Regions from separate parts of the Homo sapiens genome. Here regions 1, 2, 4 and 5 are each linked to region 3. A link is an interaction called in ENCODE POLR2A ChIA-PET data of the cell type or tissue named here. Cell type or tissue: HepG2. All regions are shown on one strand. Region 1 overlaps SUPT4H1 (SPT4 homolog, DSIF elongation factor subunit). Region 2 overlaps TSPOAP1 (TSPO associated protein 1). Region 3 holds the start of RNF43 (ring finger protein 43). Region 4 overlaps RNF43 (ring finger protein 43). Region 5 overlaps TSPOAP1 (TSPO associated protein 1).

What was found. ChIA-PET counts read pairs that join two places held together with the same protein. Peaks named below come from ENCODE experiments on the same cell type or tissue, not always from the same donor. Only the 100,000 strongest peaks of a DNase experiment are listed, where the experiment ranks them.
Region 1: POLR2A ChIA-PET joins it to region 3 with 14 read pairs; 31 of 35 experiments call an interaction of 5 or more read pairs at or near these places.
Region 2: POLR2A ChIA-PET joins it to region 3 with 10 read pairs; 26 of 35 experiments call an interaction of 5 or more read pairs at or near these places.
Region 4: POLR2A ChIA-PET joins it to region 3 with 63 read pairs; 27 of 35 experiments call an interaction of 5 or more read pairs at or near these places.
Region 5: POLR2A ChIA-PET joins it to region 3 with 35 read pairs; 23 of 35 experiments call an interaction of 5 or more read pairs at or near these places.

What each region holds. Positions count from the first base shown.
Region 1 is chr17:58,342,681-58,346,680 of GRCh38, forward strand. It overlaps SUPT4H1 (SPT4 homolog, DSIF elongation factor subunit), which reads right to left. Exons shown (of 5, transcript NM_003168.3): 5 at 2,498-3,633. The coding sequence ends at 3,566. All of the region lies in intron 3 of TSPOAP1-AS1 (TSPOAP1, SUPT4H1 and RNF43 antisense RNA 1), which reads left to right. Among named protein-coding and RNA genes, the nearest start is that of SUPT4H1, 7.5 kb to the right of the region's middle. RefSeq lists an enhancer at 1,538-2,067. In HepG2, a CTCF peak has its summit at 2,362; no DNase peak of the experiment used is centred here.
Region 2 is chr17:58,321,107-58,325,106 of GRCh38, forward strand. TSPOAP1 (TSPO associated protein 1) reads right to left here. Exons shown (of 32, transcript NM_004758.4): 5 at 3,705-3,896; 6 at 2,362-2,439; 7 at 2,192-2,275; 8 at 1,844-1,933; 9 at 1,548-1,670; 10 at 1,202-1,306. Among named protein-coding and RNA genes, the nearest start is that of TSPOAP1-AS1, 2.3 kb to the right of the region's middle. RefSeq lists silencers at 3,242-3,491, 3,612-3,681, 3,722-3,811 and an enhancer at 3,949-4,000. In HepG2, no CTCF peak of the experiment used is centred here; no DNase peak of the experiment used is centred here; H3K27me3 peaks cover 3,642 bases.
Region 3 is chr17:58,415,958-58,419,957 of GRCh38, forward strand. It overlaps RNF43 (ring finger protein 43), which reads right to left and starts at 1,577. Exons shown (of 10, transcript NM_017763.6): 1 at 1,060-1,577; 2 at 1-5. In HepG2, a CTCF peak has its summit at 1,788; a DNase peak (open chromatin) is centred at 1,704; H3K4me3 peaks cover 1,688 bases.
Region 4 is chr17:58,362,946-58,366,945 of GRCh38, forward strand. RNF43 (ring finger protein 43) reads right to left here. Exons shown (of 10, transcript NM_017763.6): 4 at 581-655; 5 at 330-461. Among named protein-coding and RNA genes, the nearest start is that of SUPT4H1, 13 kb to the left of the region's middle. In HepG2, no CTCF peak of the experiment used is centred here; DNase peaks (open chromatin) are centred at 1,576 and 2,636.
Region 5 is chr17:58,316,077-58,320,076 of GRCh38, forward strand. TSPOAP1 (TSPO associated protein 1) reads right to left here. Exons shown (of 32, transcript NM_004758.4): 13 at 3,014-3,218; 14 at 2,204-2,376; 15 at 349-464; 16 at 1-56. Among named protein-coding and RNA genes, the nearest start is that of TSPOAP1-AS1, 7.4 kb to the right of the region's middle. In HepG2, a CTCF peak has its summit at 1,502 (motif pointing right); a DNase peak (open chromatin) is centred at 1,505; H3K27me3 peaks cover 1,575 bases.

The sequences.
Region 1 (4,000 bases), 73 kb before region 3:
TTTGTGGACAACTATGTCACAAACAGTTAGTAGCCCTAAACTTAGTGTGGACATTATATTTCTTGAGCTGAGGCTCCACTACTTGATTATGGCTAAAACACTTTTAACTCTTTTCTTCCCCACCCCGAGACAGAGTCTTGCTCTGTCACCCTAGCTGGAGTGCAGTGGCACGATCTTGGCTCACTGCAACCTCCGCCTCCCGAGTTCAAGCACTTCTCCTGCCTCAGCCTCCCATGTAGCTGGGATTACAGGCGCCCGCCACCACACCTGGCTAACTTTTTATATTTTTAGTAGAGACGGGGTTTCACCATCTTGGCCAGGCTGGTCTTGAACTCCTGATCTCATGATCCACCCACCTTGGCCTCCCAAAGTGCTGGGATTACAGGCATAAGCCACCGTGCCCAGTCAAGACACTTTAACTCTTTGAGTCTCAGTCTCCTCATCACCAAATAAGGATGTTAACTAGTTCCAGGGTTTCTGTGAGAATCAAATGAGATACTGGATATGAAAGCCCTTTGTCAACTGTATTTGGGTTTGTTTTGTTGTTTTCTGAGACACGGTCTCACTCTGTCCCCCAGGCTGGAGTGCAGTGGCGCCATCACGGCTCACTGCAGCCTCAAACTCCCAGACTCAAGGGATCCTCCCACCTCAGCCTCCCAAGTAGCTGGGACTACAGGTGTACACCACCATGCCTAGCTAATTTTTTGTAGAGATGGGCTTTTGCCATGTTGCCCAGGTTGGTCTTACACTCCTGGGTTCAAAGTGATCTGCCCGCTTTGACCTCCCCAAGGTGCTGGGATTAGAGGCATGAGCCACAGCACCCAGCACCTTTGTCAACTGTAAAAATATTTACATGAAAGGCTTTACTGATACTAAACATGAACCAGACTTCCAGACAAAGTTATTATTAGTCTGTTCTTAAACATGACCTACCTGCCTCTTTCATAGAGACCAGATGTCAGGGAGGGGACCTGAGGATCAAGTAGCAGGCTGCAGACAGACTAGGAGTAACAAGGCAGAAGCCACACCAAGAGCAAAGCCTCAGTTCCCAACCCTGGTGAAACTGCTCCCCTCCAAGACCAGACCATCCTGACCCTTGCTCTATCAGCTACCAGTCCTTTCTTGAGCTGGAGGCTGCATTATCAATGCACTGCCACTGAGCTCCTCAGTGTTCTGGGAGACCCTAATTCCACAGTATGTGGCAGGGAGGAAGCAGGGAATGAGGCAAGGGCAGGCAAGGGGAAGGCAGCCTGGCTACTATTCCTAGTCTCTGTCTGACTTGCATCTGTCCTTGTTGAGCTAGGGAGGAGGCTTGCTCTTCAGGAGAGAAGCCAAACTACTGAGCAAGACAAGGAGAGATCTTAAGATGCTATGCACTCAGAACTTCGGCAGCCAGGACGGGACTGAAACTCTGACAGACACAATGGGCCAATGGGGCAGGACATAGCTCTCATGGCTGCCCTCATAGCCATGGAAAGCAGGGCAGCAGTACCAGGACCGCCCACTCCCAGGGAGCTGTGAACCAAGTCCTTGTCTTAGTTTCTTTGGGTTCCCAGTAGAGGATGGGACTCCAGCACCTTTCTGCCTGTCTGGGTTGCTGAGTGGCACCACCTGCATGTTCAAGTACCAGAGAAAGCAAGAAAGCTAATTCAGCAGCAGCTCCCGGGGAGAGCCCACTTGGCACAGTCTGTAGAGTCCAGGAAGGAAAACAGGCCACCCTTCCCCCACAAGCATCAATGCCTATGCTATGTCTTTTGCTTCCTGTGAGACTGTCAGTTAGGGCCCAGTTCAGTGTAGGGCTGAGGCAGCCTGAATGTGGTTATTTGTGCAAGCTCCTCTTGCCTCCCCTCCCCACAACTGTTTCCATTCTCACCAAGCAGCCACGTCCGGGTCAGACACCCAGGACAGCAGCTGGGGCTTTCCAAGGGACTTTTTGAGAAGCTAGTGAAAGTTGGGTGTTGGCTGCACAGCCTGGGCACTTGCTGAAACGCACTTCTTCCATCCAGGACGTAAGCTCTAGCCTGGCAGGGTTGCTTTCAGGTTGAAATTGAACAGAAATCACCACCCACGGAGCTTTCTGTTTGCTGGGCTGGGGAAATCCTTGAGAAACTCAGTTTGGAGTTGGGGTTATCTGACCATTCCCTCAGAGCTTGAAGGCACCAGAGAAAATGGTTTTGGTTTGAAGACCATAGTGGACATGAGCAGCCCGGCCAGTCCCAGTTTCCCTCCCATAGGCCTATGTGAGGACAAGGAAGGGGAGTAGACAAACTAATCAGAGTCAGGTCGCATCTCTCCTCCTTCCCACACTCTCCAGGCCACAGGTAACAAGCAAAATCAACTCAAGAGCAACACCAGGTGGCTGAGACACAAAGCCCTAGCACAGGCAGCTCTGCCCTAGCACAGCACAGCTCACCCTGCAGTTGTGGTTCTCAGCATTTCCCCTACTATTTTGGCTGATTGTGCACATATTCTATGTATTGAAAAATGGCCCAAAAAGGAGAGCAAAAGTATTTCACCTTTATAATACTTATATAATTTTCACATAGCTTCGTTTCTACAATCACAACAATCCTGAGGTAAACAGGCAGGGTGCAATCATTCTCTTTTTAGAGGGAGAACAAGGAACTTAGGGAAATCAAAATGGGGATACGAACAGGATTTCTGTGGAAATTTAAATGAGAATTTGTGGTAAATTTTTTTATCCTAAAACAACTCACCTTGGCCGAAAAATGGGATGTTACCCAAGGTCCCCTACTAGGCCGGAGGAGAAAAGGACCTACCTCCTACAGGGGCACAAACAAGGGAGACTAGGACTCAATGGTCGCCCAAGGCCCAAGGGTCTCCAGTGAGTGCTTGAGACTGGCCTAAGGTATAGGAAGAGCCGTGAAGAGAAGAAAATAGACAAGCAGGGGAGGGAAGAATTATTAAACATGGTCAAGGAGCACTCTACAAAGCCTCAGGATTTCTTCAAGGGATACTGCTGTGCCAGGTCTCGAGGGCAGAAGGATACAAGTGTGAGACACCAGGGCCACCAAGTTGATGGGGTTACTGAGCCTCTGGATCAGCACCCTCCGATAGGAAGCAAGGAAGCACACTACAAAGGCTGCAATCCCAGAGGCTGAGACAGTCAAGAGGGAGTAGAAGGGCCTCTGCTGCTCTGGGAAGGTTCTTATAGGGCAAATAAGCTATTACTGTGCCTAAGAGAATGGAAGAGGGAGGCAAGGCAGGTGTCATGGCCTTCAGAACTTTCTCGAGGTTCATATTTATTGACATTTGACCTAGAGTCCTTGGCATGGGGAAGGCACAGACCTGGGCCACGGGTAGGAAAATCAGCATCCTACTCTCTCCTCAATTCCATCTGTTAATCCACCAACCCAAATCCCTCCCACCCCACCTGTAGTCCAAAGAAGATAAAATGATAAAATGATGTGCTGCTCTCTCAACAGTCAGCTGAGTCTGAATTGGAGGGTAGGAAGTATTTGAAGTTCTGTTCATTTAGTTCCAGAACAAGAAATAAGCAGAGGCAGGAGGTGGAGAGCAAAGATGCTGGCAGCCTTGCATCTTGCTAGGTCTTTATAGCTGTGTCTCTGGATTTGTAGGCCACTCCTCGACTTTTCAGCTCCCGCACGATTCCTGAAGCAGGAAAAGAAACAGTTCTGTGAGGTAAGATTCAGAAGGGTAAGATAGGCCACTCAGCTGCCACCTTGAGGGGGGTACTATAAGCAAACTGGAGTTCCTAGACTACTTATCAATCGTCTGCTTGGCCAGGCACGGTGGCTCATGCCTGCAATCTCAGCACTTTGGGAGGTCAAGGTGGATCACTTGAGGTCAGGAGTTCAAGACTAGCCTGGGCTACAGAGCAAGGCCCCATCTCTACAAAAAAATTTTAAAAATTAGCCAGGTGTAGTGGCTTGCACCTGTAGTGCCAGCTATTTGGGAGGCTGAGGCGGGAGGATCCCTTGAATCCATGAGTTCAAGGCTGCAGTGAGCTCTGATAATG
Region 2 (4,000 bases), 95 kb before region 3:
GAATGTTTAACGCGCAGCTCAGACATGGCCCAAATGGAACTCAGCACTCGGGATGACCTACCTCTCAGATCTGCTGCCCCTTCATCCTTCACCTCACGGAGTATGAAGAGCCCCACCCTCCACCAAGGTTTATACAGCAAATGGCTGTCAGAGAAGGGATTCAACTGGAATCCCACGGGGATCCTTGTCAATTCTTTTTTTTTTTTTTTGAGATGGAGTCTCGCTCTGTCGCCCAGGCTGGAGTGCAATGGTACGATCTCAGCTCACTGCAAGCTCTGCCTCCCGGGTTCAAACAATTCTCCTGCCTCAGCCTCCTGAGTAGCTGGGACTACAGGGGCCCGCCACCATGTCAGGTTAATTTTTGTATTTTTGGTAGAGACGGGGATTCACCATATTGGCCAGGCTGGCCTCGAACTCCTGACCTCAACTGATCCACCCACCTTGGCCTCCCAAAGTGCTGGGATGACAGGCATGAGCCACCATGCCCGGCCAGAACCTTGTCAGTTCTATCTCTAAAACATAACTCAAACCCAGGCACTTGTCTCCCGTTCCACTGCATGCATCTCTGTCCAGACAGCCACCATCTCCCTCCCAGGCCACCGCCCAGGCCCTGCTCCACGCCTGCTCCCACAGTCCACCCTCCATAATACCAGCCATGTGATCCTGTAAAATTATGACTCAGATCATGTCACTCCCCCACTTAGGATCTTTCAGGAGCTTCTATCTACTCACAGAGCAAAATACCCAAACTCTTCCCATGGCCGTTAAGGCCCGACAGGATCGGGTTCTTGTCTACTCCCACCACGCTGCCCATCCCTTGCTGTATTCTAGCCACATTGGTCTCAGGCTTCTTCAGCTCTTCCCTGCCACAGAGCATGTGCATGTCTACACCTCCTGGCTGGCAAGGTCAATTGTCACCTCCTCAGGGAGGCCTTCCCTGATGACCTCTAAAGTGGCTCCTCACCCCATCCCAGTCACTTTGTCACATCACCCTGTTCTTCTCCACCACTGTGCTCATCAGTGTCTGAAATCAGCTCACTCCTGGATGCTAATTTGCTGACTGCTCAGGGACCTGGTCTTTGTTCCCCACAGTCTCCCCGACGCCTAGCACAGTGCCGGGCACACAGTAAATGCTTGTGGAATGAGTGAGTGGCAAAGCTGGTGTCCAGCAGCCTGCCAGCTTCCCTCACTGCCGCCCCACCTGCTGCAGTCTCCGGACCTCCTCCTGCTTCTCCCGTAGGCTGAGCCGAGCCTGTTCATGCTCCACCTCCAGCTGCTGCCGCCGCTGGGCCACCTCCCGCATGTGCTGAAACACAAGATCTGAGTCAAGGCCAGAGCCCCTACTTGGCCATTTCTAGAGAAGATCTAAGATGAGGAAGCCTCAAACACCATTTGCTCCAGATTCCTCTATTACAAAGGAAACTGAGCCTGGAGCAGCTCCAGGCCCAGGCCTCAGAGCTAGTGCCCCTCACTAAGAATATTCTGCTGTCCCACTTGCTCCCCATGCCAGGGCCCAGCACCCTCTCCCACCTGCACCATCTCCTCACCTTCAGCACTTGCTCCAGGCTCTCCAGCTTGCTCTGCAGGCCCTGGCTCTTGCGAAGGGCTGAGTCCCTCTCCTGTGTCACCCCCAGGAGCTGGCCCCTCAGCTCCGCATTCTCCCACTCCACCTGGCGAGGGGGCAGTGACAGGGAGTTGGGTGGGTGAGCCTTGACCCACCAGCACCCTCACAGGGGGAACAGTACCCTACCCCTGCTCAGGGGTGGAGGAGAAAGCCCCTTGGCTGGGGACCGGGGCAGTGGTGGGAGCACAGGTCTCCACAGCACCTGGGCGGAAGTGGTACCTGCTCCTTCTCTGTGGCTCTCCCACTGAGCCGGGAGTTCTCCTCCACCAGGCGGGCATTCTCATTCTGCGCTTGTCTCAGCTGCAGTTCCTGAGCGGGCAGAGGAGCTCTCAGGAGGGAGCCCAGCACCCACATTCCCCCTCTCCCCACACAGAGGACCCTGCCCTCCTCCCAGGCAAGGCCTTCCTCCCCTGCTGGAACCTGCACCAGCCAGGAAAGGAAAGGAGCAGGAGGGAAAATGTGTTCTTGAGGGCAGCAGGGGTGGGAGCAGAGCTGAGAGGGAGCCCACCACCTGGCTGGCCGGGGTGAAGGGAGGAGCTGGCCTCTGGGTTGCCCTCAAGAGCTCACCAGCTCCTCACATCGCCTCTGCTTTTTCCGGGCTTCCTGCTCCAGGCTCTCGCATTTCTTCCGCTTCTTGCTGAGCTCCGATTCCTGAGGGGTCAGAACCAAGTGCTCCTCATGAGGGAAGGTACATCTGCCCACAGCAGGCTGCCTCCAGCCCTTGACCTAGGACTTACCAGCTGCTGCACCCTCTGCTCTTTCTCTGGCTCCCCTAGAATCACGGGTAGGTTGTCCGCATCCTCCTGGGGCGTGGCCTGGAAATGCCCAGGGGCAAGGGGCTGGCACCTGAGAACAGGGCCCCAGGGCAGCCTGCCCCAGCCCAGCCTGCCCAGAGCAGGTTCCCACCCCATCATTCAGCCAGCAAGAGATCCCTGCCTAGCAAGAGCAAAGAGGGGTACTGTCTGCCCACCCACCTCCCATTGTCTCCAGCTGATGTGTAAGTACAAAGGCTGCACCCCTGTGTCCTGGAGCCATAAGTGCTTTGAGATCCTGGGACCCACGTGTGCCCTGGGAGATGGGTCCTTTATCCAGGCCAAAGCTTTCCCTTTTTAGCTTCCAGCAGCAGCCCTGCTCTGCACTCAATAACTGTCCTGGGTGTCCTTCAGCGACTGGCAGAGAACTAGGAGGCTGCCTGGGCCCCCGGGGATGTGGTGTTCCCCAAGATAGGGGTTCTGTATCATCCAAATCTGGGCTTGGCCTAGAGCAGCGCAAGTCCAGCCAGACCCTTCTCCTGGCTTCCCCCAAGCCCACCCTACCACACCTTCCGATTATCCGTGCAAACTTTGGGGGAGGACAGGTCTTGATGGGAGGGTGCATCTCCCTTCCAGGGCCAGCCAGGGAGACAAAATCTGAGCAAGAAGCCTCCCCCCACCCGGAGGTCTTGGTCACTATCAGATCACTGCCTGGTCTCTCCTCCCAGCCCTCTTCCCAGAAGGAGGAGGACCTACTTGCTGCCTACCTAGGATGATGGCGAGAAGCCAGACCCTTAAGTTCTGGGGGTCCTAAGCGGGTCCCTGGCCCTCGAGACAGGGGCTGCCTAAGCCCCCCGCTCAGTGAGGGTTGCCTGTACCTGGAGCCGGGGCGGACGCACCGCCGCCCCCGGGTAGCTGGGGCCAGGCCTGGCCAGCCAGGCGGGCGCTGACGGGGGCGTCCCCGCTCTACGGCGGCGGCGGGAGGAGGCGGCGCGGGCTGGGCCCCGGGCGGCTGCCAGGACAACCAGGGATTTGCGGCCGGGCCGTACCACTGGCAGCGCGGCAGGGGCGGCCGGCCAGGCCCCGCTGGGCGCAGGCCTATGGAGGGCGGAACCCTGGAGCCCCCAGGGGAGGGCACGGCGCAGGTACGAGCACGGGAGGCTTGGAGGTGGACCCTGCCCAGGACGGGAAAGCTCCCCAGCCCCTGGGAGTGCGCACACCACCACTGAGTCCTTGGGGTTCTGAGCACGGTGCAGGGGAGATCCCGGTGGTCGTTCCCCCCACCCATCTGCACGCACCCACACACCTGCCCTTGCGCCGGCGCTCACCTCTCCCGGGGCCCCGGGAGCAGGCGCCCCTGCTCTGGCCTGGAGAGCAGGGCCCGGGGGCCAGGACGGCGGGAGCGGGAGCGTCTCCCGCTGGTTGCGCAGCGCGATCTGCCTCTGCAGCCGCAGCACCTCCCGCTGGGACTCGCGCAGCAGCCGATCGAAGTCCCGCACGTGGAGCCACTGGGGACCCTCCTGAGGTTGGGGGACAGGGACAGGGAGGGGACTCAGGCCTAATCCTTGCCCGCCCCATGCCATCCCCTGCAGAGCCCTTCGCCTTGCTGGAGGGGCTCCGATGC
Region 3 (4,000 bases):
AGGCACTAAACCCAATGTTCATGAACAAAACAAGGCAAAGTAAACAGCTAAGGCCATGCATCAAAGGTGAGCGTGAAGAACTCCAGCTCAGAAAAGGAAGGGATGGCCCTTTTTAAGCCATAATATGTGTTAATGGTAAATGACTAAATACCACAAGGAGATTTTTTTTTTAATGGAGGAGAAGAGGGAACAATAATAAAAATTTCAGGCCACACGTTGATGTCCAAAGATGCTACAATATGTATTTAGAAAAGTTTCCACATTAAACTGTATTTCAGTGTGGCCAGGTTTCTAGGCCCACTGCATTTACATACTTTTCATGAACTTAGACATACCATAATTTTTTGTGTTTTACCAAAATTTGCCTATAAATTAGGTGCTAATTTATGTATCTTCACACATTACAGGATAATCCTGAGCATCACAACCTTTTCCAACTTTCATAATTAGAGTATTTGAAAAGGTTAGCTTTCCAATTATTTTTCCCAGTTAAAATTCATATTTCCATCTCCATTTTCTTTTCTCTCTTAAGGATTCTTGATTTTATTCTCCAGCTCGGAAATGCCGAGCACTTTGATTTCCCATGAGATGCTTTTGGAAACTACTTTAATATCCAGATTTTATGATCTGTAATTTTCTAGGTTCATAAGAAAAACAAAGGACTATTCCTCACATGTATCCAAATTCCCTGAGGGGGTAGGGAATAAAAGGTAGGGGGAGCAGGGAGGCGATTAACCACAGGCTCTAGGTAGAATACCCTGAAAAAATACAAATAATCTTGAGTAGAATAGATCTGTGCTATTTCTAGGCACTATGAAAATTTGCGTCTTTGTACAAACACAGAATAAGATTTTTAAAATGTGCACCCTTAAGTAAATATAAATACACCTCACCCACAAAGCCCTCTGTGTTCCAAGGTCAAGTTTAAAAATATTATAAAGTCTTCAGAATAAGTGCTGAAAAGCCAAGCAATTGAACATGAACCTGTTATATGGATTCTTTTCTTTTGCTGAGGCAGAGGGAGGGGGGAAAAAGGAATTTCAAAAGAAATCTGCAAACCTGTTGCGCTGTCGGGCCCACTGGAATCCACGGGGGTGAAACAAATTCAATTATGCTTTTACAGATCCTGCTCAAAAAAGGTTTCAACTGCTTAACCAAGTACAGCTCATTCTTCCACCTTCTTACTCTGCAACCAAACCAAGTGCCCCATACTACAGGTAGGTGCCGAGAAATTCCGCAGCCTGAAAAAATAATCCATGCAGGTCAAAGGCAGAAATTTACTCCGGGATGAGAGATGCTGTCCCCTAGAACTAAATTAAACACTTACAGAAAATCCAAAATCATTTCTGAAACCTCCTTGCTAACAAAAGTTCTTTTTTTCTCCAAACAGCATATAAAATGATCAAGTCTTGAAAGAGAAAAGAAGCAAAGTAGCAAATACATCAACAATTCACTATCAGAAACACATAAAATCCCAGAGAGAGAGAAGGCAGTATCTCTGAATCATGGATGGACTTGGAAAGTTCGGAAGGATTCCGAGTGCTTCCTTTCAGAAAGACAATTCTGGATCAACTCCCTAGAGCAGGAAGCCTGTGGTTTGTAATTGGTGTTCTAGCTCTGACTCCCTCCCCTGGGACTGCAATCACGCTCTCTACCTGCTGACAAAGTGAGGGTGGAGCTGCTAGAGGCAACCACTCCCCACCCTGCCCCCCTCCTCCTGGTGCTCACACACAACACTTACTTAACCAGACCCGTTCTTTCGCTCTCCCCCCTCCCTCAGCTCCTCTACTCCCTCTACTGAGCCACAGCTAAACTGCATCCAATTCGATCCCGAGTACCTTTCTCTGGGTAAGCAAGCTACCACATGCAAATCAGGGCCACTCAAAGATATCTAAGCAGACTCTGCACCCAACAGAGCATAGATGATGGTATGAGGAAATAAACAGAAAAAAATAAAGGTAATCCGGAAGATAAAAGAATGGACACAAGGTTTTGCAAATATAAGTTCAAAAGGATTTCTGCTCATTCCAAGTTTGAGTGTCTATAAATGGCAGAAAGCCAGAATAAAGTGATCCTGTGTTTTAGTACTTACTGATTTATTGCTGCTTATGTCTGCTACCCTGGGAAGGGCTCTGTCCATTTTATGCTTAGCTTTTCTTCAGCTCTTACTAATTTAAATTCAGTAGCTCTGTCTAAACTGTGCCTATATGGAACTTTCAAATCAGGTTGATGTCAGATGTCTGGAATCCAACTGTTATTTTCTTTTCAATCTTTGGGAGGTGAAATAATACTATGGATCAGACCTATGCCTTCAATGTAAGACTCCAAATAAGTCCATGTCATAAATACAAGCCAAAGGGTAAAATATGATTAATGAGAAGAACATAGGCAAAAAGAAAATGAATTTCTGGCTAATTACCACATTCATGAACTATAATCCTTATTACTACCCTGCCATTAGAAATAATACAACAGTTTCTAATACATTTATAACATTTGAAGTTTCAAATTACCAGATTATATTTGACTGTGGTGAGACATTTTATTTCTGAACCGCTGCCATAAACTTTCAAAATTATACAAATGAACAACAATGTGGATATAGTTAAATCTAGTGAACTGTACACTTAAAAATGGTTATGATAGTAAATTTTATGTGTTTCTTACCTCATGTAAAAACGAATCTCTGATCATCTGTAAAATGCTGATGATAATAATTACGATAGGTCTGTTGTAAAGATTAAATGACATAATGCCTCTGAAAGCAAAAAGGATGAGTAGCCTATTGACCTTCAACATTGTTTCCCCTGTAGATAAGGTTTATGACAGTAGTTTCAGAATTTCAGATCTAATAACTAACCTAGATCAAAGACAAATTCGAAAATAAATTTTTTGTTTATTTTTGTTGTTTGAGACAGGGTCTTGTGTTACCCACGCTGGAGCACAGTTGTGCCATCATGGCTCACTGCAGCCTTGACCTTCATGGCCTCCCACCTCAGCCTCCAGAGTAGCTGGGATCACAGGTGCGTCCCACCACACCCTGCAAATTTTTTTTTTTTTTTTTTTGAGACGGAGTCCCGCTCTGTTGCCCAGGCTGGAGTGCAGTGGCGCTATCTCGGCTCACTGCAAGCTCCGCCTCCCGGTTCATGCCATTCTCCTGCCTCAGCCTCCCGAGTAGCTGGGATTACAGGCGCCCGCCACCACGCCCAGCTAATTTTTTGTATTTTTAGTAGAGACGGGGTTTCACCGTGTTAGCCAGGATGGTCTCCATCTCCTGACCTTGTGATCCACCCGCCTCGGTCTCCCAAAGTGCTGGGATTACAGGCGTGAGCCACTGCGCCTGGCCAACACCCTGCAAATTTAAAAAAAATTTTTGTTGGGCCAGGCGTGGTGACTCACGCCTATAATCCCAGCACTTTGGTTGACCAAGGTGGGTGGATCACGAGGTCGGGAATTTGAGACCAGCCTGACCAACATAGTTTAATTTAACATAGTTAAACTAAAAAATAACCTACAAATGGGCTTTGCCTCATCTATTCCTGCTTAAAACGTGCAAAGGAATGAAAAGACCTAGCCCTAGTAATTAATACACACACTTAATTGACAGAAAGAAGACAGTTACAAATGTGGTTGCCCTCTCTTGAGGAAACTCTGAGATTTGGAAATGATGATGATATGCATCATGAACCTGGAGACTTGGAGAAACTCAAGATCAAACCAAACAGCTCTATGTAGCTTAGTTCACTGTTTTAGATCACCAGAATTGCAAGAGCAATTATTCTTCAGCTTCAAAGTTTTGGAGTTACCCTCTAGGGTTGATATACTACTACATTTTCCTAGAGATGTCATAAAGATGCCATCACTATTGTAATGAAATGCCTAAGTCTCAATGACATCTACTAGCTAGTCTTATACATGAGATAGATCATCCTTCAGGATCTACTTTCACCTCTGGATTGATTAAATTTATCAAAGATCATTCATCCTTTTCCAAAAATGT
Region 4 (4,000 bases), 53 kb before region 3:
GGATGAGGTTCTTGGCCAGTAGAGAAGCCCCAATCAGGGGTCATGGATCAGGGGACCAGGGTTTCATTCTAGCTCTGCTATTCCATGCCATGAAGCCACAGAGCTGTAAAGAACTTTAGAACTCATCTGTCCTGATCTGTTCATTCTGTAGGTGAGGCCCAAAGACGGGGGAAAACTTGCCCAGAGGCACACAGCTGATGGATGAAGTTGGACTAGAGGGTTTCCAGGATCTCTCGCAGCTCCAGGAGTCTAAGGGCTTTTGGTGGGAGTTGCCACAGGACAAAGTAGGGCTAAGTGCAGGGCAAGGTCTGGAGGTCTAGTGTGCTTACCCAGGCCGGGGGCTCCTTCAGCTCAATCCTCACATGGGCCTTTTGGTTCTTGTACACAAACTCCATCAGCTTCTCAGCGTCATTACCCCAGATCAACACCACTGGCCAGGTCAGCCCCAGCGGCTGCTGCAGCTACAGGGGGAAAGTGCCCACAGGGCTGCTGTGACTTCTCCCTGCCCTTCCCTCTCCCCTGAGAGCTTTATCTTCCTCCATCCAGCCCCCACCTTGAACACGCAAATGTCCCTGGGTACCTGCTCAGCAGCAGCTCGATCCTCAGTGATGTCAAAGAGGACAGCACTGGCTCCTCGCTCACCCGCCATCCGAGCCTGCAGAGGCACACAGTAGAGGTTGGGCTGAGGTCAGGGAAGGACAGAGCCCACCCACAGGCTAGCCTCACCCCTCACACATCTATCCCTTCCTAGGATTATGCCCACAGCACATCTTTGCACACTCACATCTACCTATGCAAGGGGTCACTGGGTCTAAGATCTCCTCTTCTGCCTCCTGAGCTCACTCAGGTCCCCACTGCCTTCAAGGGATAATATCTAGCTTTTCCTTTTGTAATGGAACAAACCCTTAAGGGGGGTTTACAGGGTGCCAGGTGGTGGACCTGGCTCTAGGATGAAAGACAAATAAGACACAGCTCCTGCCCTCAGGGTACAATCAGCCTGCCTTCACTAAGAGGTATGAGCACGAAGAGTAGGAGGGACCTGCACCCCTTAGAAGGAGAAGAGAGAGGAAGAAGGGGACAGCAGAGAAGTAGAGCTCTCCTTCAGAGGGAGCTGGGCTTTCCAGGGCCCAGTCCTGCCTGCAGGGCATCTCCCCAGCTCAGGCAAAGGTCTAAGAGCCTGGGACGCCACTCTCACGCAAGGCCACCATCACAAAGCCCCTGTCTCAGCTCATCTCATGGGCTCCCTCTCCTTGCCACACTCTACTTTGCCAAGTCTTTCTCTGGCTCCAATTCAAGGACTTAGAGGAGTCCTTGTCCAGTGGTTTATCCTTTCGTCCCCTCCCTTAGGGTGGCATTAGAGACAAAAGTGGGGAGGGATTCAAGGGGCTAGTCCCATATGGTGAGTATGCACACGTGCATGTTCACCAAGGGCTCCAAGAGTCAGCTTGAGGAAGCAGAATCTAGCCAACCAGGCAGAACAGATAGCAGTGCCAGAAAGAGAACAAAAAGCAGGAATCCAGGGGGTGTGTGTAGGGAGGGGAGTAAGGAAAGGGAGATAAGAGCTAAAGGTCGGGGGAGGCGGGAGGCACAACAGCAAACAACTAACAGGCACTGTGAGGAGCTGCTCCTGGGCTTGGCCTGGGGCCTCCCGGCCTAGCACAGCCACCCTCCAGCCTTCCTCCCTAGGGCAAAGGTTCATCTTCTAATGGCATCAGGCTGTGATTTTACATCCCTGGGCACCGCCCCCCCTCACCCCCAAAGTCTCTGGGGTCTTCCCACAGGCATTGAAGGAGTTAACCCTCCTGCAAGTAGTGGTGGCAGCAAGAAGAGCCAGCGCTGGGACTTACTCACAGGCTCAGCACTTTGATCTCTGCCTGTCTTCCCAGGGAGAGCCTGTCAGGGCAGGTCTCCTGCCAGGCAGGCTGGGAGCAGCTCCTTTCCTTGCTCCAGCTCTCTGTTCTCCACTCCCCAGACAGCAGCAAGGCCCAGGGGGCCACTCAGAACCCACTGCCTGCAGGCAGAGGAGACACTCAAGCGGGGCCCTGTTTTGGTCAGGAAGGTAACTTTCCTTCCTCCCCCAGGAGCTAGGCCCAGCCTAGGGCCCAGGCTTACCAGGCTAATTGACTAGAAATTCACAGGACCAGTCAATTCCAGAATGGAAGTGCTGAAGGAGTTGAGAGGTTCATGGCTTCCATCTTCCCTACTCACTTCCTCCCATCTAAGCTACTCCAGGCAGGTAGAGACTTTCCAATCTTCAGAACCCTCCTAACAAGGGTAAGGGAGAAGTACCAGGGGAAAAGGAATCCCTGGTAGGGAACCCTACTGGTGATCTCCTATTCCAGGGATTTGGCCAAGGACAGGAGAGGTCACCCCAGTAGTCACAGAATTGGGACTCCCAGGCCTCAGTTTTCACACCCCTAGAACAAGACCCTGGACCCACCCTGGCCTGGAAGAGCATGAGGAAGGGCAAAGACTTTCTTCTTTGGAGATTTTGTTATTTCCCCTCCCCTCTCTCTTTGAAGAATTGGGGTAGGAACAGTGGAAGGCAATTACTGTGACATTCAAACACTCCAGCCCATTACAGCCCATAATTACAAAGTTGTAAAAGTGATCAAAGAGCCCAGAGCACTGGCCAACAGGGGAAAACAAACAGGACTTTCAGACAGTGAGTCCCTGTGTCCAGAATTCTAGGAATAAAAAGCAAGATTTGGGGACAGATAGCAGTCCAATCTAGGGCTATCTATGCCTCTTGTCCACCTGCCCCCAAGAAAGTAAGTGGAGGCAAAAAGGAAAAAAGTACTTATTTGGGTACTGGAATTTGGAAAGCAGAGAGAGGATAGGCAGGCCCTCAGGACAGGAAGGCAGTTTTAGAAAGAATCCAAAGAGCTCTTTGGAAGCTTCAGAGTTGGCCAGCCCTAGGGGCAGCAGGCAAGGCTGCCACAGCCTCTAGCAACAGGAGCCATTACAGAGAGAGCAATGAGAGTGAGTTGCAATTCTGCCTCTTACTTGCAGGACTCACTGGTCAGCTGCTGCATTTCTCTGGGCCTTAGATTTTCTTCTCCAGACAAGAGTCCCTGTATATCTTCTGCTCATCAAAAATGAAGCACCTACCGTGCCCAGGGCACCAAGCCATAGAAGGCCAGGCCCTCCAAAACAGCTCATAATATAGTTGTGGAGACAAGGCACATACATGAAGCTATAACGCTGATAATATTCTAAAGCACAAAGGAATAGAAACGGAAGCTTCCAGACCTTTTTTCACTCCAGAAGGCTCTCCCCTCTACTATCCCCTCCACCAACACACATACACACAATCTGGCACAAATGTTCAATATAGAAAGCAGATAAAAGTGAGGCTGCTTACTTTGAGGTAGGGGTGGGGACAGGAAGGACCTTCAGCCTCTCCCCTCCACGCACCAGGTGCGTCCCTGAAACCTGGACTTAGCAGAAGATGGTGTTGAAAGCATGCACAGACACCCTACCCTCTGGAGGCATGCCCCCAGGGAGGGATTTCTGCTCCTACTGGGCTGGCTGGGCCTGGGCTGGTCAGGAAAGATTCAGTAGCAAAGGTGGGATTCCTCTGGGCTTGAAAGTTAAGGGTGAAAGGAAGGAGAAGGAATATAACCTTTATTGAGATCCAGTGCCCAGATTGCCTAGGGGTGAATCCTGGCTCTGATACCAACTATTAGCTGTGAGACTTGGGTCAAGTCACTTCACTACTCTGTGTCTGTTGTTTTTTTCTGTAAACTGGGATAATAACAGGACCTAGTCCATAGGGTTGTTATGAGGACTACATAAACGAATCCACACAAAGCATTTATAATAGTGCCTGGCACGGGGTGTTGCTTAAGCATTAGTTATTATTATATCAACTATTATAATTATAATTATTATTTTTGAGACAGAGTCTCACTCTGTTGCCCAGGCTGGAGTGCAGGGGCGCAATCTCAGCTCACTGCAGTTTCCGCCTCCCGGGTTCAAGAGATTCTCCTGCCTCAGC
Region 5 (4,000 bases), 100 kb before region 3:
CTGTCAGCGGAAGCTCTGCTTCTGGATTCTCATTGGGACCCTCAAAGGGGTTGTAGCTGTTAGGGGAGGCACAGAGGAGGAGGAGGAGAGTGACCTACACTCCACTTCCATGTCCTGTCTTCTCTCTCCCACTGCACTGAGCCTTTACGGAGACTTGGTTGTGGTTGTCCACCACCAGCAAAGCTGAGCCCTCACTGCACCCACCTTGGCCCAACTAGGTTATTAGAATAGGTCCATTGTGTCCTGTACTGCCCCCACCACTTCCAGAGGTCTCCAGCTCCACCCGGCCCCCTCCTATACCCCAAATGCTGGGGCTGGGCTAGGGGGCAGTGAGGGTGAGGGACCCACCTATAACGTGCTAGGAAGACCTGGATCCTGGCTCCTCCCCGGCTGCCCTCTGGCGCAGCTGGGAGCAGGGAGACACTGTCTGCCTCCAGCTCCTCTACCTCACTGGCTGTGTCCACCTGGGGGCAAACAGAAAGGGCTGGTTTCTCTTCAGGGCCTGGGGCCAAGCGCCAAGCAGGCAGGTTTCCAGGCTGAGCCAGAGGACCTATTGCTTTAAGGAGGGAAAATGAGCACATACATGCTGCACAGGAGCAGTGGCAAGGACCCCCTGATGCTCTCTAAATTAGTGCCTGAGAGAGCAGGTCCTGGCAGAGCCCAGCTGCCCTGGGCAGGGGCAGTGGGGATAACCCAGACCCCTCCCTGAGCCTCTACTGCACCCGCCAGGAAATAAAGCCACTTCCCTCATCTCAGAGGGGCCCAGGCCATGCTGGTGTGGGGAGTGGGTGTCAACAGAAGTTTGGTTTGGTTCCTTAAGGTAAAAACTCAGCAAAGTTGCCAGGTGCAGTGGCTCGCGCCTATAATTCCAGCACTTTGAGAGGCTGAGGAGGGCAGATTGCTTGAGCCAGGAGTTTGAGACCAGCGTGAGAAGCATAACAAAACCCCATCTCTACTAAAAATACAAAAATTAGCTGGGTGTGGTGGTGCATGCCTGTGGTCCCAGCTACTTGGGAGGCGGAGGTAGGAGGATTGCTTGAGCCCAGGAGGCAGAGGTTGCAGTGAGCTGAGATTGCGCCACTGCACTGCAGCCTGGGGGATAGAGCGAGGCCCTGTCTAAAAACAAACAAACAAACAAACAAAAACAAAGAAAAAAGAAACCCCTCAGCAAAGCACCCCAACTGTAAATCGCTGGAAGCAAGGAGGCAGAAAGGAGGCAGAAGGAGCTTGAGGGGTCCCTGCTTCTAGCCGAGTGACAGTGTGTCTGCTGTTCAGCTCTGGAACTCAGAACTTCCCGTCTACTTGCCCGGCCCACAGCCCAGGGCACCGCAACCTCAGGGCACCCCAATTCTCTGACCCTTGTTGAGGTTGCTGGGGTAGCCTGGGGAACAGGCTGTCTTCTCTTCTCTGCCAATGCCTGGGAGAAGGGGACCAAGTGGGCAACCTCTCCACAACCACATCCAAAGCTGGCACCATCCTTCTATCCCACGAGGGGGCAATAGAGGCCCAGGGCTTCGTTCTACCACTTTCTGAATGTTTGGCTCTCAGAGCTGCTTCTGACCTGCCTCCTCCACCTTCTGGGGTTTGTGGGTAGAAAGAAGGATGAGTTGACGACCAGAGCTATGAGTGATGCCCAGGAGCTTAGTAATAATAACAGCTGCCCCGTGTTGAGCACACATCCTGTGTGCCCCACACTGAGACAGGCAGGTTCCGTATTCATTTAACTCTCACAACAACCTTAGAAGGCAGGTTTTATTAGCTCCAAGATTCAGATAAGGAAACAGAAGCCCAGAAAGGCTCAGTGACTTGCCTAAGGCAAAGCTGGGATTTGAATCCTGGAACATGTGCTTTCTCATACAACCACCTGCTTTCACTACAGATGCTCTTAGGAACAGTCTCATTATGCAGATCCTGGTGCCCAAGTGTCTCCTCCATCCAGCCCAGCACTCCAGAGCCTCCCTGGGCCTCCCAGGGGTGGGCTGGGGTGGCCCCAGGTGGGGCTTGCAGGCAGGCAGTGGAGGGCAGGAAGGGCTCCACCTGAGCGCCTCGCCCACAGGAGGAATCCACAGGCCTCCCACCTCCCAACTTGGGACCCCAGAAGTTGCCACCCAACTCCTGGGGACCCCAGAAGAGGTCAGGGCCACCTGCCCTGCACCCTTCCCCAAGCCAAAGCCAGAACTTCAGGCCCCACCCCAGCAATTACCTCAGGTGTAGGGCATGACTTGGGGCTGTTGTGGATGGACTCGGAGTGGGAGGAGTTGGAGAGAGACTCTGCCTTCTTGGCTGTCCTTCGAGGGACCCCAGTGAGAGTGGCAGGGGCAGGCTCGGAAGACTTTGGGGTGCAGCGCCCAGGGGAGCCCGGCGGGAGGTCAAGGTCTAAAGAGAAGATGGCACGTGGGCTTGGGGTCTGTGGCCTGAGGAGGGACCAGGAGATAGGGTGGTGCTTCTTGGATATGGGGACCAGGCCCTCCATAGCCGGGCTTCCTTACAAAAAGGGAAATATTTAGAGAGAAACTTACTAAATAGAGGTATAGCTGATTTACAAATACTATTTCACATGATCGTCAAAACAGCTTGATGAGATGCATTTAATTATTCCTGTCTTACAGCTTACGAAACTATGGCCCAGAGAGGTTAAGCAGCATTCTCAAATCACAGTGACTGTCAAGTGAGTGGAGCTGGGACCACCGGATCCGACTGACCCCCAAGCCCCCACTCTGCACAAGGCCACACTGCCTGCTACTGACTCCTAGTGCCCAACCCCTAGGTCTGACCATTCAGGTCCTTTTGGAAGGAGAGGAGCAGTGGCCCACGATGCCTGGGCCAGACTCTGGGACAGTCACTCCCCTGGGCTTTATTTTTCCCCAACAGAACGTGGTTCTAGCCAGGCACAGCTCTAACCTGCTGTGTGACTTTGGATGAGTTGCTGGCCTTCTCTGATCCTGAACTCCCTGCTCTATCCAAAAGCCCAGGCCTGGGGATTCCAGGCCAATGCCACTGGGGTCCACCTTACCTTTGGGGCCAGACCCCCGGCAAGGCTGGGGAATGGAGCAGCAGCAGGGGGGTGGTGGGCAGTCTCCAAGGCTCCCACAGTCCAGGGCAGATGTGAGCAGATCCAAGGGGCCCGGGTGCAGGCGGAAAGCCTGGAGTTCCTGTGCCAGGAGGCTGAACTGCTCGGTTTGGCTGCGGCACTGTTCTTCGAGCTCTCGAACCCGGGCCTGGGCCAAGACCCACCATGAGCCGCCAGGCCCCTCAAAGCTACCCAGTGCCAGCCCGTGCCATCTGTACACAGCCCTACACTGGGTTTCAGGTCATATCCATCCACCCAGCCCCAGGCCTGGGCACCAGCCTTGCCTTGGCCACCCCACTGTCCTTAATGCATCAGAGCGGAGGGTGAAGTCCTGGGCTGTGTCCTGGGACATCTTCACCCCAGCCCCCTCCAGAGCCAAGGCCGGGGCCTGCCACACACTCACCAACCCTCAGGCCCTAGGCGATGGCACCTCTGCCTCTGGCTGCTTTCTAGGCCAACAGGGATCATTCCCACCCCATCATCACCACCATCACCGCAGGAGTTTTCTCAGCTCCACTGCTCATCACCCTCCCACAATCAGCAACTCAAACCCGTTCCCTGAGAGAGGCGGGCAGGAAATTCCACAGGGGAGCCAGGGATGTCTTCGTGATGGGAATGGGCCAATGCCCGGGAAGTTTTCTCAGGTCTGAGGAGAGTCCCAATAGCAGGGGCTCTCTCCGGCCACTATGGCGAGGCTCCTAAGTTAGACTGGTGATGAACTTCCTCATGATCAGGGTGGCTAGAGAGGGGAGGCCCAGTGTCTGACAGACACGGCGGCAGGCCTGGGACAAGGGGACAGCCGCACGTGTCCTGTGGGAACTCCACCCCCTATGGATTCTCATGCCTGCTCCCAGTGACACCCCCTCTGCTGGATGAGAGAGGGGGACTGCCTGGGCCCTGAGGGAGGAGATGCAACTCAGCCAGCCTGGA